2 separate regions of the Homo sapiens genome follow, and region 2 is linked to region 1. Evidence: chromatin loops called from intact Hi-C (ENCODE). Cell type or tissue: breast epithelium. All regions are shown on one strand.

The links. Peaks named below come from ENCODE experiments on the same cell type or tissue, not always from the same donor. Only the 100,000 strongest peaks of a DNase experiment are listed, where the experiment ranks them.
Region 2: it touches region 1 in a loop (17-fold over the local background); 1 of 110 quality-filtered maps calls a loop at or near these places.

The regions. Positions count from the first base shown.
Region 1 is chr3:156,612,402-156,620,401 of GRCh38, reverse strand. No RefSeq gene overlaps it. Among named protein-coding and RNA genes, the nearest start is that of TIPARP, 58 kb to the left of the region's middle. In breast epithelium, no CTCF peak of the experiment used is centred here; DNase peaks (open chromatin) are centred at 4,311 and 4,704.
Region 2 is chr3:156,968,325-156,976,324 of GRCh38, reverse strand. The region is part of intron 6 of LEKR1 (leucine, glutamate and lysine rich 1); the gene reads right to left. Among named protein-coding and RNA genes, the nearest start is that of LINC02029, 110 kb to the left of the region's middle. In breast epithelium, no CTCF peak of the experiment used is centred here; no DNase peak of the experiment used is centred here.

The DNA.
Region 1 (8,000 bases):
CCTACTCCTGACTAAAGTGCAGCCATTTCCCTTATAGCCAGTAACAGTACTTATTCCATCATATATTGTGAGAATGAAATGAGATAATCCAAGATAATGCTTAGTATAGTAACTGCCACATAGTAAAAGTTCAGTAAGTGTTGGCTTGAAAAAAATTAGTGTAGAATGTATGATGTGGATTTTTAATTTCATTTTAGCCCCGACTCTGCTTTGTCTAATATGGTAGCCACTAACCACATGTATCACCCCTTCACACTTACTAGGACAGCTATAATAATAAAAATAATGATGATGATAAATAATTTAAAAATAACAGCTGTTGGCAAGGATGGGGAGAAATTGGAACCTGTATACATTGCTGGTAGGAATGTAAAATGATGTGGCCCCTTCGGAAAACAGTTTGCCAATTCCTCAAAATGTTAAACATAAGTTATTACATGACCCAACAATTCTCCTAGACATATACAAAAAGAAATGAAAACATGTTCACACAAGAACTTGTATACAAGTGTTTATAGCTTCATTATTCATAATAGTCAAAAAGTGGACAAAACCCAAAGGTCTGTCATTTGTTTACCAAAAGGTTATCAAAACACTCTATGTAATGGAATATTATTTGGCAATGAAAAGGAGGTTTGATGCATGCTACAATGTGGATGAACCTTGAAAACATTATGCTAAGTGAAATAAGCCAATCACAAAAGACCACATATTATATGATTCAATTTATATGAAATCCCCAGAATAAAAAATGCCACAGAGACAGAAAGTAGATTAGGGCCGGGGGTAGAAAGAATGGAAATGACTGCTAATACGTATGGCATTTCCTTGTGTAGGAGAAAAAAGTTTCTAAAATTAGATAGTGGCAATGTTTGCACAACTTGAAAACACTAAAAACCATTGAATGCTACATTTTAAATGGTCTAATTTTATGGTATGTGAGTTACATCTCAATAATGCTGTTAAGAACAAAACATAGCCCCTCACCCACTGACCAAAAAAGGAAACTAGTTTTGTAGCAAAAATACGGGAAATATGAAATTTACCAAGCAATGTCATATAAAAGAAAGAACATTGAGAGTCAAGACCTAGATTTTAGGCTTGCAGTCATTACTTACTAACAGCAAGCGCTAGGGCAAGTCTCTTAACCTCTATTTTCAGCCTCCTTATTTATTAAAGAATGAGGGTTCTGGCCAGGCACGGTGGCTCACGCCTGTAATCCCAGAACTTTGGGAGGCCGAGGTGGGCGGATCACGAGGTCAGGAGATCAAGACCATCCTGGCTAACACGATGAAACCTCGTCTCTACTAAAAATACAAAAAATTAGCCAGGCTTGGTGACAGGCGCCTGTAGTCCCAGCTACTCGGGAGGCTGAGGCAAGAGAATGAGGCGGAGCTTGCAGTGAGCCAAGATTGAGCCACTGCACTCCAGCCTGGGCTACAGAGCGAGACTCTGTTTCAAAAAAAAAAGAAAAAAAAGAATGAGGGTTCGTTCCATTTCTAAGATTTGGTGGTCATGATGATTTTCCCTGTTGACCTGATAGAGGAGTAGTTGCATCAGACTCTCAAGGGGGTTCATGATCCAACACAGTTAAGAGCTGCTGCCTCTGGTTTCAGCCTTGTACTCTCTTTAATGGCAAAAATCTGATGAAATACCTGCAGGAGGTTCCCACTTTGCCACGCCAATGAAGCACTTCTTATTGCATTGAACTTCAGGAGCTTCACTGTATATTGTCGGAGGAATCCTGCAAAGAGACAGGGGATTATATTTTGACTCAGTTTTGCTTGAAGCATTCGGTTCAGTGTGTGACCTTCCCTTACAGACCAACATGGGTGTGAAGGAGAGAAATAAAGCACTCAAGTTGCCTTTGCTCAAAATTATCTTCCTTACACCATAGCAAGAACAAAACAAAACAAAACAAAATGATCGGGTACAGACTCATCTCAAGATGAAGAACATCAATGCAGTAAAAGAAGGAACATTTGTTCCAATTCACATCTCACTGATGAGGCAATTGAGAACAGACGGTTTGAATGACTGGCGTGCAGTCCTATCATCAGTATAACTGGTACTAGAACCCTTGTCTGTAGACTCGAATTCCTTGACCTAATGTAATACATTTTCTCAGTTAAATTTCACAGAGTGGGAGAGGGAATATTGAGCCTCATACACACTACAGTTTAGCTTAATTTAATTAAACAATCTGTATAGTAAAGTTATAATACTGAATGAATTAAATCTCAATATACCTTTACCTGAAATAGTGACTTCAATCACATATAAGGATAATGTCTCCAAACTCTTTTCTTGAAAGGTTTGCATGCCTCCTGCCTTAGAACTTGGTCCTCTTTTCTCCTTTAGGCTCACTTTGTTGGTGACCTCATGCTGTCTCATCACTTTTAATACTCATCTGTCTTCACAACCCACATCTGATCCATCAGTCAAGTCCTGTTGACTTGACCTTCAAAATATCCAGAATCCAGCTACTTCTCACCACTGTCATTGCCTCCATACTGGTCCAAGCCACCATCATCTCTCCCTCCTGGATTACTGCCATGGCCCCCAACAATTCCTGTGCTCTGCCCTGGCTTCTCTTAAGTCTGATCCCAATATGCAATGTTTTGAAATGTAAGTCAGATCATATCGCAACTCTGCCTCAAGCTCTTATGACCCCTCATAAAAATCAAAATTCGTAAAGTGGCCTCCAAGCCCTTCCATGATCCTCTCATCTCTCTTGTTCATTCTGTTCCTGCCATGGGGTTTCCTTGCTATTTCTTGAGCAGATCAGGCACATTTACCACAGAGCCTTTGCTCTAACTGGTTCTTCTGCCAAAAAATATGTTCCTGTGGGGAAAAATCTTGAAACATATGCAATTTTGTGGATCCTCATTAAGGAACCACAAATACAAAATTAGATTCCAGGACTTGAAGGGGCCCCTGCAAGTTAGAGACCTTGAAATGTAAAATTTCACTAGCTTCCATAGTAAATGTACCTACTTTCTTCTTTCAAATGTCTGCTTGGCTGACTCATTCCCTCCTTCAAAGCTTTGTTCTAATGTTTCCTTGTCAGTGAGGTCTGCTATGACCTCTCTGTATAATTCTGCAACTTGTTCCTTCATGCCTTTTCTTTCTTTTCCCCCCATGGCACTTAGCATCTTTGATCATACTATATAATTAACTTATTTGTTATCTTTACTGTTTCCCCTACCAGTACCTTGCTAGAATATAAGTTCCAGGATTCCTAGTCCCTCAAATAGTCCTGGGCTAGAGTAGGTGTTCAATAAATATTTGTAGAAGGAATGAATTTATATTTCCTTAATGGTATTTTAAAAGTATAATAATCAAAGCTGGGTGCAGTGGCTCACGTCTGTAACCCCAGCAGTTTTGGAGGCTAAGGTGGGAGGATCACTTGAGTACAGAAGTTCAAGACAACCTGGGCTGTCTAGAGAGACCCAGTCTCTACAAAAAATTGAAAAATTAGCCCAGCATGGTGGCATACGTCTGTGGTCCCAACTACTTGGGAAGCTGAAGTGGGAAGACTGCTTGAACCTAGGAGGTTGAGGCTGCAATGAGCTATGATCACATCACTACACTCCAGCCTAGGTGACAGAGTAAGACCCTGTCTCTAAAAATAAATAAATAAAAAAAATAAAATCAAGTGGAACGCCTAGGCCTGGCATGTGCTAGATTCTCAGCCATTATCTTGAAGATTAAAATTTAATTTTAAACAGCCGTCATTGCTACTGCAGCATCTAGCCTGTGTCAAATTCTTTTTTACGTTCTCTTGACAATCGAATCAAGTAGGCACTATTCCCATTTTATAGATGAGATAACTGAGTTTAAGTCTATTATCCAAGGTCACGTAGCTAGGAAATAACCCAGGTATGTTGGATTCCAAAGCCTGTGATCTTTCCATTTTGCTGGCAGCAAGTGACATTTATACCCCAGTTTCTTTCTGGCATGGCTGAGGGAGGTAATAGAGAAAATCATATGAATTTGGGATTAATGCCTAGCTTCAATACATCCTTGCTTTGGGACCCTGGGAAAGTTTCTTAACCACTGAGTTTTAGTTTTCCCATATATAAAATGGGCCTCGCAGTGCCAACCTTAAAGAATAGATAAAAGAACTAAAGAAAATAGTGTTTAATATCAAGGCTTTTAAAATTATTTGATAAGTATTCCCTTCAAAGGAGTTTATAATTAAAGTACACACAGACACACACACTTTCATAAATAGAATTTGGAGGAGGGTGCTAGCCAGTTGCTATGGGGAAGCCAGTGGCAGGGATGCAGAGCTTTTCTGATGCCAACACACAGAGGCTTGGCTCAAGAGAACATTGTAGGAGTAGGGCAGAGAAGACGATGTTGCAAACCACAAGGGAATGAAAGAGACACTCTTGAAGTTACATTTTGTTCTTACCTCCTACAAGTTGGCTTACTCACATCTTTCCATAAGACCCTAGAGCAGGCCTTTTTTCAACACTTCACTGAACAAGTGTCACAGGATACTTGAAGTTTCCTGGAACTGAGTCATCCCATACAATTTCAAATATTTTAAGTGCTAAATGAAAGAAAAATCTCCAACCTCTTGTTGTAGTTCTGCCATGGTTCTTTAGGAACAATAGATGAGGAAAGACAGCCTGACAGTGTGATGTGATGGGGAGGAGGCTGAGGCTAGAAGGGCTCATAGGTGAGGTACAATCAGCTAGTCCCAAGACTCCAGTTACCTTGGCTGAGGGCCCAGGGCTTGCTTCATGCACCACAGAGGGGCCCACATCTCACACAGATCCTGGCATGGGGCAGGCATCACTTATTCATGTTATTTTATTTTCATTTTAAAAGGAGACATTTTGGATATTCTTTAAATAATCAATTTGACCTTATTATTTAGTCCTAATTTATCTGACACATGTCATAAAAGAAAAATTTAAATGCCCATGGACCTATTACCCTAATGTGGCAACAATGAAAACTATGGATTTTATAAGGACTCTGTCTATGTACCTAATTATATGTGGCATGCTAGATCTTCTAGCTCATAATAAAGGGTTCTGATATTGAGGAGGGTGAAACAAATAAGATATGTGTCAGGATTAAGTCTAGATGTGAGTAATAGAGACCTGAAAAACTGTAACTTCAACAAGATGGAACTTTATTTTTCTTTCACTTTATATTTTCTTTCACTTAAATCTTTATGTAGTCAGTCCAAGCATGGTACTCCTCGGCACATGTGGAATCACACCACAACTCTCTGAACTGCTTGTTGATAATGCCAGTCCCAAACTACAGGTGCTGTTAATTGAGGAAGTTGTGCCTGAATGTGCCTTCAAGGCAGTTTATCTGTGATTATGCAGCCTTCTCTCTCTGGTGCCCTGAGAGCACACAGCTGGATCACTGATGGAGGCTGGGAGAGCTTTGATTCACTTCAAGATTTCAGACCTTTCTGAGGTGAGTTCCCTTAAGCTCTGCTGAAATAATAAATGTGCAATAATTTTGTAAAGTGTGAAGCCCTGGAACCAGACTTGAATACCAGAAAGGTGAGAAATCCCTATTGAGGAATCAGTAGGAGAACTCTTAGAATTTTCAAGAAGGTTAAGGAAAATGACTGGTCATAAGAGAATCTGGCAGGAATTTGCAGTTGCCTGGATAGTAGCAGTAACCAGTTAAACCACTGTTTCCCACACTTTGGGCATTAACATACTACCTTCATCAGCTTTACTGTATCCAAGTACTGTTTGCACTATCATTGACTTATTATTTTTCTTTCAATAGACTCATTCTTATTTAAATTAAATGTATTAAACAATTATCCACACAGTAGCCAGGGTGATCTAAAAATGTAAGTCAGATCACATCACCTTATGCTCAGTACTCTAGTAGTTTTATGTCTGATTTAGTATAAACATTGTCTGCAAAGCTGTATGTGATCTGAGCCCTCAGAGTTCACTTCTCACCTCATCTCTATTCACCACCTCCATGGCTTAGCTTCATGCACAATGGCCTCCTTGCTGTTTCCCCTGCATGCCAGCCTCCTTCCTATTATGAAGTCTTTACATTTTGGGGTGGCTTTGCTCAGAATGCTTCTTCTCCAGATAGCTCCATGTCTTACTACTTTAATACATTCAGGTTTCTACTCAAATCTCTCTCAGAGAGGTCAGTCTGACCAACCTGCCCAAAAGGGTGCTTGCTTGTCAGTGCCTCTTACCTTCTTAGTTTCTTTACTTTCCTTCTTAGCATTTATCACCACACAAACTATTACACAATTACTAATTTCTTTAATTATTATCTGTCTGTCCTGACTAGAATATAAGCTCCAGGTAATCAGGTGCTTTACTTCTTTAGCTGTTATAGTCCCAGAAACTGGAATTGTGCCTGGCACATAGTAAGTGCTTAATACGTAATTGTTGAATGCAGGGACAGATAGATACCTGTAACTGACTTGATTGCCTAGAAACAGCTCCTATTTTTTAATAAGTGAGACTTCACAAGTAAATTAGATGAATAGATTGGTCAATAAAAGTTATAGAAAAACCTGATCAGCCTTTTTTTGGGAAAAACATGAATATAGATACCATCATCATACAAGTAGCTAATTAAATAAATGTGTACCCAGATAGATTAAAATGTGGATAATTCAGAGCAAATAATTTTTGAAAACCCTAAAATTATAGCCAAATTTTCTCCTGCTTTCTCATTGAGAAAGAACTTTCTAATCTAAAACAAGTGGAAAAATATATTAAAAGATCAACAAATTTAAATTCACAAACACTGTTAATTTCTCTAGGATATTTATTTCATTAGATATTATTTGCTTGTTTTTGCATTCTCAGGGAAATGCAAATTAAAGTTATAATGAAATACCACCATATATCTATTAGAATAGCTAAAAAATCCAAATAAATGACAATTAAAAAACCCAAAATGAAAAATGACACCAGCAATACCAAGAGACAGCAAAGACATAGAACAACTGAACCTTTCATACAATCCCGGTGGGAATACAAAATGGTAGCGCCATTTTGGAAAATAGTTTGACCAGTTTCTTTTTTTTTTTTAATAGTTTGACAGTTTTATGTGAAGTTAAATATACACTTGCCATGCAATCTAGTAATCCCACTAGATTTTTACCAAGAGAAATAAGTTTGTGTTCCAGTACTTGTATGTGAATGTTTATAGTGGCTTTATTCATTATTGACAAAAACTAGAAATAACCCAAATGTCCTTCAATTGGTATATGCATAAACAAAATGTGGGATTCCATACAATAGAATATTACTCAGCAATAAAAAAGAACAAAGTGCTGACATATACAAATAACATGGATTTTTTTCAAATGCTTTATGCTAATTGAAAGAAGCCAGACTCAAAAAGCTATATTCTATATATGATTCAATTTATATGACATCCTGGAAAAGGCAAAACTATAGGGACAGAAAAGAGATGGGTTGTTGCCAGGGGCTGGAGGTGGGAGGAGGGTTGACTATAAAAGGTCATGGGGAAAATTTTTGGAAGTAATGGAGTATTCGATATTTTGATTGTGATGCTAATTGCCAAACTTTATACATTTTTTGAAAATGCGTAGAACTTTATACTAAAAAGGATGAATTTCCCTGTGTGTAAAGTATACCACAATAAACTTGACTTTAAAAAATAAAATGTAAAGGTAAGCAAACTGGAAAAGTGTTTAAAACAAGCATGATGAAGTATTCATATTGTTAATACATAAACTGCATAAAAAATTATAAGACAAACAGCAGTTGTTACGTAACAAAAGCAAACAATGTTTATTCTAACTAGTAATCAACTAATCAAAATTAAAGCACACTGAGACATAGTTTCCTCATAAATTAGCCCTTCTCTTCTCTTCCCCCATTACCTTTTCTAAAAGGTTAATACAGGGCCAGGCACAGTGGCTCACACCTGTAATCCCAGCATTTGGAAGGCAAGAGGATTGCTTGAGCCCAGGAGTTTCAGACCAACCTGGGCAACACAGTGAGACC
Region 2 (8,000 bases), 360 kb before region 1:
GCTATAAATTAAAAGGAAGACTTATCTTAAAATGAACTTCAAAGAACTGGTACTTGATATGTAATTTTATGCAGTTAATTCTCAATTACCTGAGAATTAGTAGAATAATAGACAGTAAAAATGGCAGCTAATTCAAAGCTTTGCTCTTCTGAATGAAATATAAACATCCTACTAGTTCACTATAGGTTCTGGTAGACTAGTCTGGTCCTTTTGTTTTTAGAAGCAGAGTGCCCAGTTCCTGTCCTTAATAAATAAAGAAACACCATTAGGATAAGCTGCAGAGAGATTAAGCCACCTGCACAAAACAGCTCCTTCAGTTTCTGAGGCAAGGAGTTGTTAAATAAGTGTATTATTGTTCTGCCCAGTCCTTCTCTATAGTTAAAGAAATTCGACTTTAATTTTCTGTCACTCAGCATGACATTGGATTATGAGGAACAAGGCCCTAAATGCCTACAAAAATAAAGGAAGCATTGGCTTTAAACACCATGCAGATGTAAGGCAGAACCCATGGAAACAATAAAAAATTTACAACAGTAAATTCTACTATGATGTGACTGTGTTCTTTGCAGATATTAAATAAGAAGTAAATGATTTTAAATGAACAAGACAGAAAGAGTTCTTAACCTCTCTTCATATGAAGCCAGCTGTTTGCTGGATAGCATTACACAGGCATCAGATTTGGGATAATCAGTCATTTAAGAGAATCCTGCTATCCCTACAGGTTTCTAGAAACTACAAATATAAAAGGTATTCATAATTAGCTATTTTATAGGCTGATATAAAACTTCATAGTCACTTGGAGGGCACATTAAGTTAGTATAATGTTTGAGAAAACAGTAACTAAAACCTATATAGTGGAAAGTTATTTCAAGCTTAAAACTTACTGGATAAAGGAAACGCAAAACATTTAAAAATCTGGTTCAAAGTGCTATGTGGAGGAAAATGATTCCAGGTTAAAGTAGCATAATGGAAGAACAAGCAGGCAGATGAACTGGCACCCAGAGATCAGGGAAATTTTTTTTTTAATGTAAAATAGAAGGCTGTACTTTTTTATTGTATAGGTAATTGAAGACAAGGAAAAACAAGAACTCAACACTTGTCTGTGACAGGATAGTTTAAAGGTGTCATGCAGGAGCTCTTTAGAGTGCCAGACTGCCTAATTTCAAATCCTGGCTCTGCTTCCTGTTAACTGTTAACTCCAGTTTCATTATCTGTAAAATAGTCACTATCATACAGGACTGTTCTGATAATTAAATTACTTAATGTATGTAAAGAAGGGGAATAGTTGCAGGCACATTGGGAGTAACACGCACATGTTAGCTATTATCATTGGTGGTGGCATGAAGGCTACTCTTCCACTTCTGCCCTGAATCTCATCACTTCTCACCTTGAGGATATGCTGTTTTTGCACTTGGACCTGGTGTCACCAGTAGCTATCTTTGTATGGGGAGGAGTAAAAATGGAAGTGTTAATTGTCTTTTTCTTCTTTAACAATCTATAGTGCAACTATGGCAAAATTTTAAAACTTGTTAACTATGGATGATGGGAACACATACATGTTGTATTATTCTATTTTTCTGTTAGAAAAATTTATAGGTATATTAATTAGAGGGGGGCGTTGCTGGCACGGGTCAAGGATGATAGCATGTTTTGTACTACAGAGTCTAATCAACTCTGTTCTATGTGCCCAAGGTACAAAAGAAAACAAACAAAAAAGGGCAAGAAAGCTTTTTGGAGGGTAGTGGGGAGGAGATAATGTTTGAAACAGCAATTAAAGACACCCCATTTGATTCCATGAATAGGGAGCAGAAAAACTGAATTGCAGCTGGAGGTGAATATGGTAACAAGGAGCGTTGTCAGTTTTGTTTCGTTTTTAATATGGGTGAAACTGAGATGTTCATTTTCATTTGGGAATGATCCATTCTAGAGAGCATTTATGCTTGTGAATTTAATGTATACCTTCTAACCTGCATCTTAACATGTGAAAAAATTATTCGTTTTGAAGGTGTTTTAAAAATTACACAAATCAAGTTAAACTACAAGTCTCATTTTGACTCTTATTCTTTTTAGTCAATATTATGTTTTTTGAGACCTATCCATGTAGCTACATGTAGATATGATTCACTCTGCTCTGACTGATACATAATATTTCATCATGTGCACATACCACATTTTACTTATCCAGTACCATAGTGATAGAACCTAGGTTACCTGAAACCTTGTCACCATAAATAATCCTACAATGAAAGTTTTTTACCCATCTTGTTGTGTACTTATAGGACAATTTGTCTGCAGTATGTCTCCAGGGCGGTATTAGGTATTAAGTATGAGATCATAGGAATACACATAAATACTGCCAAATGGTTCCCAAAATGGAGGCACTAGCTTACATTCCTACTTCACTGAATAAAGGCTCCTGCTTTATAACATTTATTAGAAGCAGCTAATATTCATTAGAAACAGCTATTTTTCTAATTTTTGCCAATATGAAGAATACAAAGTAGTGTCTCTGGTTTAACTTGCAGTTCTCTGCTTCCTTTTGGAGCTGAGCACCTCACCTTATACTTCTTGGCCATTCATGACTCTCCTTTTATGATTTGCCTTTTCCTCAGTCTCTTTTCTATCCATTCCAATTGAGCTTTCTTTTTCACTCCTCCACAGAAACAGCTCTTTTCAAGGTGATGAATGATGGTCTATATTGGCAATTTCAAAATTTAATTCTCTGTTCTTATCGAATTCAAATATTACGCAGCATGTGACCCAGTTATTTTCTCTCTCTTGGCAATATTCTGGCTATCTTCTCAGGTTCTGTTGATTATTCTTAATCTTAGATTCACTCTAAATGCTGGGAAGCACAAGGAGCTCAGCCCCTAGCCCTTTTCTCTAGCTGCATTATCTCCCAAGATAATTTCATCTAGTTTCATGGCTTCGAATAGCATCTATATATGGGTGTCTTCCATCATCATCATCATAGCTAATAAATGTGGAATACTTACTATGTACCAGGTACTATACCCTAAGTGCTTTACACTCATTGAATCATTTCAATGTAAACTTACTAGAATGTAAGTTTCATGAGAACAGGAACCTTATCTGTTATAGTGCTTGAGACATGGAAGTTGATTAAAAAATAATCACTGAAAGAATGAATAAAACTTCGCAGACTTTAGAAATAAGAGTGCCTGCAAATATGTTTAGAATTAAGTGCCTAAGATTAAAATACAGTACATGAAACAAAAAATAGTTCTGCAGTTTTCATTGATATTATCTGGTATGTGTCTTGGCATTAAAATGTAACTTTCTTATTTGTTATTTTATTTCAATAGACACTTATTAAACACCTACTCTATTTGTAGCTAGGTTTCACACTAGTTAGATTCAGTGTACAAATATCATTAAGATATATTTATTTGTCCTTATATAAATAACAAGTGCCTCATTTGGCCTTGGTGAATGAAAAATTAATCTTTTAAATAACAAATTAATAACTCATTTAAACTAACACCTGTCTTATTTTTTCACTATTTTAAATTATTTTATTTTTCACTATTTTAAATTATTTTACTCACTGTTTAAATTATTTAAATTAAGTTTATTTAAATTATTTTATTAAAATATAATATTATTTTATCTGCTTAGATTCAGTGTACAAATATCATTAAGATATATTTGTCCTTATATATATTACATATAAATTTGTCCTTATATAAATTACAATCAAGTGTCTCATTTGGCCTCGGTGAATGATATATTAATCTTTTAAATAACAAATTAATAACTCATTTAAACTAAAATCTGTTTTATTTTTTCACTATTTATTTATTTATTTTTATTATACTTTAAGTTTTAGGGTACATGTGCACAACGTGCAGGTTAGTTACATGTGTATACATGTGCCATGTTGGTGTGCTGCACCCATTAACTCGTCATTTAACATTAGGTATATCTCCTAATGCTATCCCTCCCCCCTCCTCCGACCCCATAACAGGCCCCCGTGTGTGTGATGTTCCCCTTCCTGTGTCCATGTATTCTCATTGTTCAATTCCCACCTATAAGTGAGAACATGCGGTGTTTGGTTTTTTGTCCTTGTGATAGTTTGCTGAGAATGATGGTTTCCAGCTTCATCCATGTACCTACAAAGGACATGAACTCATCCTTTTTTATGGCTGCATAGTATTCCATGGTGTATATGTGCCATATTTTCTTAATCCAGTCTATAATAGTTGGACATTTGGCTTGGTTCCAAGTCTTTGCTATTGTGAATAGTGCCGCAATAAACATACATGTGCATGTATCTTTATAGCAGCATGATTTATAATCCTTTCAGTATGTACCCAGTAATGGCATTGCTGGGTCAAATGGTATTTCTAGTTCTAGATCCCTGAGGAATAGCCACACTGACTTCCACAATGGTTGAACTAGTTTACACTCCCACCAACAGTGTAAAAGTGTTGCTATTTCTCTACATCCTCTCCAGCACCTGTTGTTTCCTGACTTTTTAATGATTGCCATTCTAACTGGTGTGAGATGGTATCTCATTGTGGTTTTGATTTGCATTTCTCTGATGGCCAGTGATGATGAGCATTTTTTCACGTGTCTTTTGGCTGCATAAATGTCTTCTTTTGAGAAGTGTCTGTTCATATCCTTCGCCCACTTTTTGATGGGGTTGTTTGTTTTTTTCTTGTAAATTTGTTTGAGTTCTTTGTAGATTCTGGATATTAGCCCTTTGTCAGATGAGTAGATTGCAAAAATTTTCTCCCATTTTGTAGGTTGCCTGTTCACTCTGATGGTAGTTTCTTTTGCTGTGCAGAAGCTCTTTAGTTCAATTAGATCCCATTTGTCAATTTTGCCTTTTGTTGTCATTGCTTTTGGTGTTTTAGACATGAAGTCCTTGCCCATGCCTATGTCCTGAATTGTATTGCCTAGGTTTTCTTCTAGGGTTTTTATGGTTTCAGGTCCAACATTTAAGTCTTTAATCCATCTTGAATTAATTTTTGTATAAGGTGTAAGGAAGGGATCCAGTTTCAGCTTTCTACATATGGCTAGCCAGTTTTCCCAGCACCATTTATTAAATAGGGAATCCTTTCCCCATTTCTTGTTTTTGTCAGGTTTGTCAAAGATCAGATGGTCGTAGACATGCGGCGTTATTTCTGAGGGCTCTCTTCTGTTCCATTAGTCTATGTCTCTATTTCAGTACCAGTACCATGCTGTTTTGTTTACTGTAGCCTTGTAGTATAGTTTGAAGTCAGGTAGCGTGATGCCTCCAGCTTTGTTCTTTTGGCTTAGGATTGACTTGGCGATGCGGGCTCTTTTTTGGTTCCATATGAACTTTAAAGTAGTTTTTTCCAATTCTGTGAAGAAAGTCATTGGTAGCTTGATGGGGATGGCATTGAATCTATAGATTACCTTGGGCAGTATGGCCATTTTCATGACATTGATTCTTCCTACCCATGAGCATGGAATGTTCTTCCATTTGTTTGTATCCTCTTTTATTTCCTTGAGCAGTGGTTTGTAATTCTCCTTGAAGAGGTCCTTCACATCCCTTGTAAGTTGGATTCCTAGGTATTTTATTCTCTTTGAAGCAATTGTGAATGGGAGTTCACTTATGATTTGGCTCTCTGTCTGTTATTGGTGTATAAGAATGCTTGTGATTTTTGCACATTGATTTTGTATCCTGAGACTTTGCTGAAGTTGCCTATCAGCTTAAGGAGATTTTGGGCTGAGACAATGGGGTTTTCTAGATACACAATCATGTCATCTGCAAACACGGACAATTTGACTTCCTCTTTTCCCAACTAGATCCCTTCCTTACACCTTATACAAAAATCAATTCAAGATGGATTAAAGACTTAAACGTTAGACCTAAAACCATAAAAACCCTAGAAGAAAACCTAGGCATTACCATTCAGGACATAGGCATGGGCAAGGACTTCATGTCCAAAACACCAAAAGCAATGGCAACAAAAGACAAAATTGACAAATGGGATCTAATTAAACTAAAGAGCTCTTTTCCTAATTGAATACCCTTTATTTCCTTCTCCAGCCTGATTGCCCTGGCCAGAACTTCCATCATTATGTTGAATAGGAGTGGTGAGAGAGGGCATCCCTGTCTTGTGCCAGTTTTCAAAGGGAATGCTTCCAGTTTTTGCCCATTCAGCATGATATTGGCTGTGGGTTTGTCATAGATAGCTCTTATTATTTTGAGATATGTCCCATCAATACCTAATTTATTGAGAGTTTTTAGCATGAAGGTTGTTGAATTTTGTCAAATGCCTTTTCTGCATCTATTGAGATAATCATATGGTTTTTGTCATTGGTTCTGTTTATATGCTGGATTATGTTTATTGATTTGCATATGTTGAACCAGCCTTGCATCCCAGGGATGAAGCCCACTTGATCATGGTGGATATGCTTTTTGATGTGCTGCTGGATATGGTTTGCCAGTATTTTACTGAGGATTTTTGCATTGATGTTCATCAGGGATATTGGTCGAAAATTCTCTTTTTTTGTTGTGTCTCTGCCAGGCTTTGGTATCAGGATGATGCTGGCCTCATAAAATGAGTTAGGGAGGATTCCCTCTTTTGCTATTGATTGGAATAGTTTCAGAAGGAATGGTACCAGCTCCTCCTTGTACCTCTGGTAGAATTCGGCTGTGAATCCATCTGGTCCTGGACTTTTTTTGGTTGGTAAGCTATTCATTATTGCCCCAATTTCAGAGCCTGTTATTGGTCTATTCAGAGATTCAATTTCTTCCTGGTTTAGTCTTGGGAGGGTGTATGTGTTGAGGAATTTATCCATTTCTTCTAGATTTTATAGTTTATTTGCATAGAGGTGTTTATAGTATTCTCTGATGGTGGTTTGTATTTCTGTGGGATCAGTGGTGATATCTCCTTTACCATTTTTTATTGCGTCTATTTGATTCTTGTCTCTTTTCTTCTTTATTAGTCTTGCTAGGGGTCTATCAATTTTGTTGATCTTTTCAAAAAACCAGCTCCTGGATTCATTGATTTTTTGAAGGGTTTTTTGTGTCTCTACTTCCTTCAGTTCTGCTCTCATCTATTTCTTGCCTTCTGCTAGCTTTTGAATGTGTCTGCTCTTGCTTCTCTAGTTCTTTTAATTGTGATGTTAGGGTGTCAATTTTAGATCTTTCTTGCTTTCTCTTGTGGGCATTTAGTGCTATAAATTTCCCTCTACACACTGCTTTGAATGTGTCCCAGAGATTCTGGTATGTTGTGTCTTTGTTCTCGTTGGTTTCAAAGAACATCTTTATTTCTGCCTTCATTTCATTATGTACCCAGTAGTCATTCAGGAGCAGGTTGTTCAGTTTCCATATAGTTGAGCAGTTTTGAGTGAGTTTCTTAATCCTGAGTTCTAGTTTGATTGCACTGTGGTCTGAAAGGCAGTTTGTTATAATTTCTGTTCTTGTACATTTGCTGAGGAGTGCTTTACTTCCAACTATGTGGTCAATTTTGGAATAAGTGCAGTGTGGTGCTGACTGAGAAGAATGTATATTCTGTTGATTTGGGGTGGAGAGTTCTGTAGATGTCTATTAGGTCTGCTTGGTGAAGAGCTGAGTTCAATTCCTGGATATCCTTGTTAACTTTCTGTCTCATTGATCTGTCTAATGTTGACAGTGGGGTGTTAAAATCTCCCATTATTATTGTGGGGGAGTCTAAGTCTCTTTCTAGGTCTCTAAGGACTTGCTTTATGAATCTTGGTGCTCCTGTATTGGGTGCATATATATTTAGGATAGTTAGCTCTTCTTGTTGAATTGATCCCTTTACCATTATGTAATGGCCTTGTCTCTTTTGATCTTTGTTGGTTTAAAGTTTGTTTTATCAGAGACTAGGATTGCAACTCCTGCCTTCTTTTGTTTTCCATTTGCTTGGTAGATCTTCCTCCATCCCTTTATTTTGAGCCTATGTGTGTCTCTGCATGTGAGATGGGTTTCCTGAATACAGCACACTGATGGGTCTTGACTCTTGATCCAATTTGCCAGT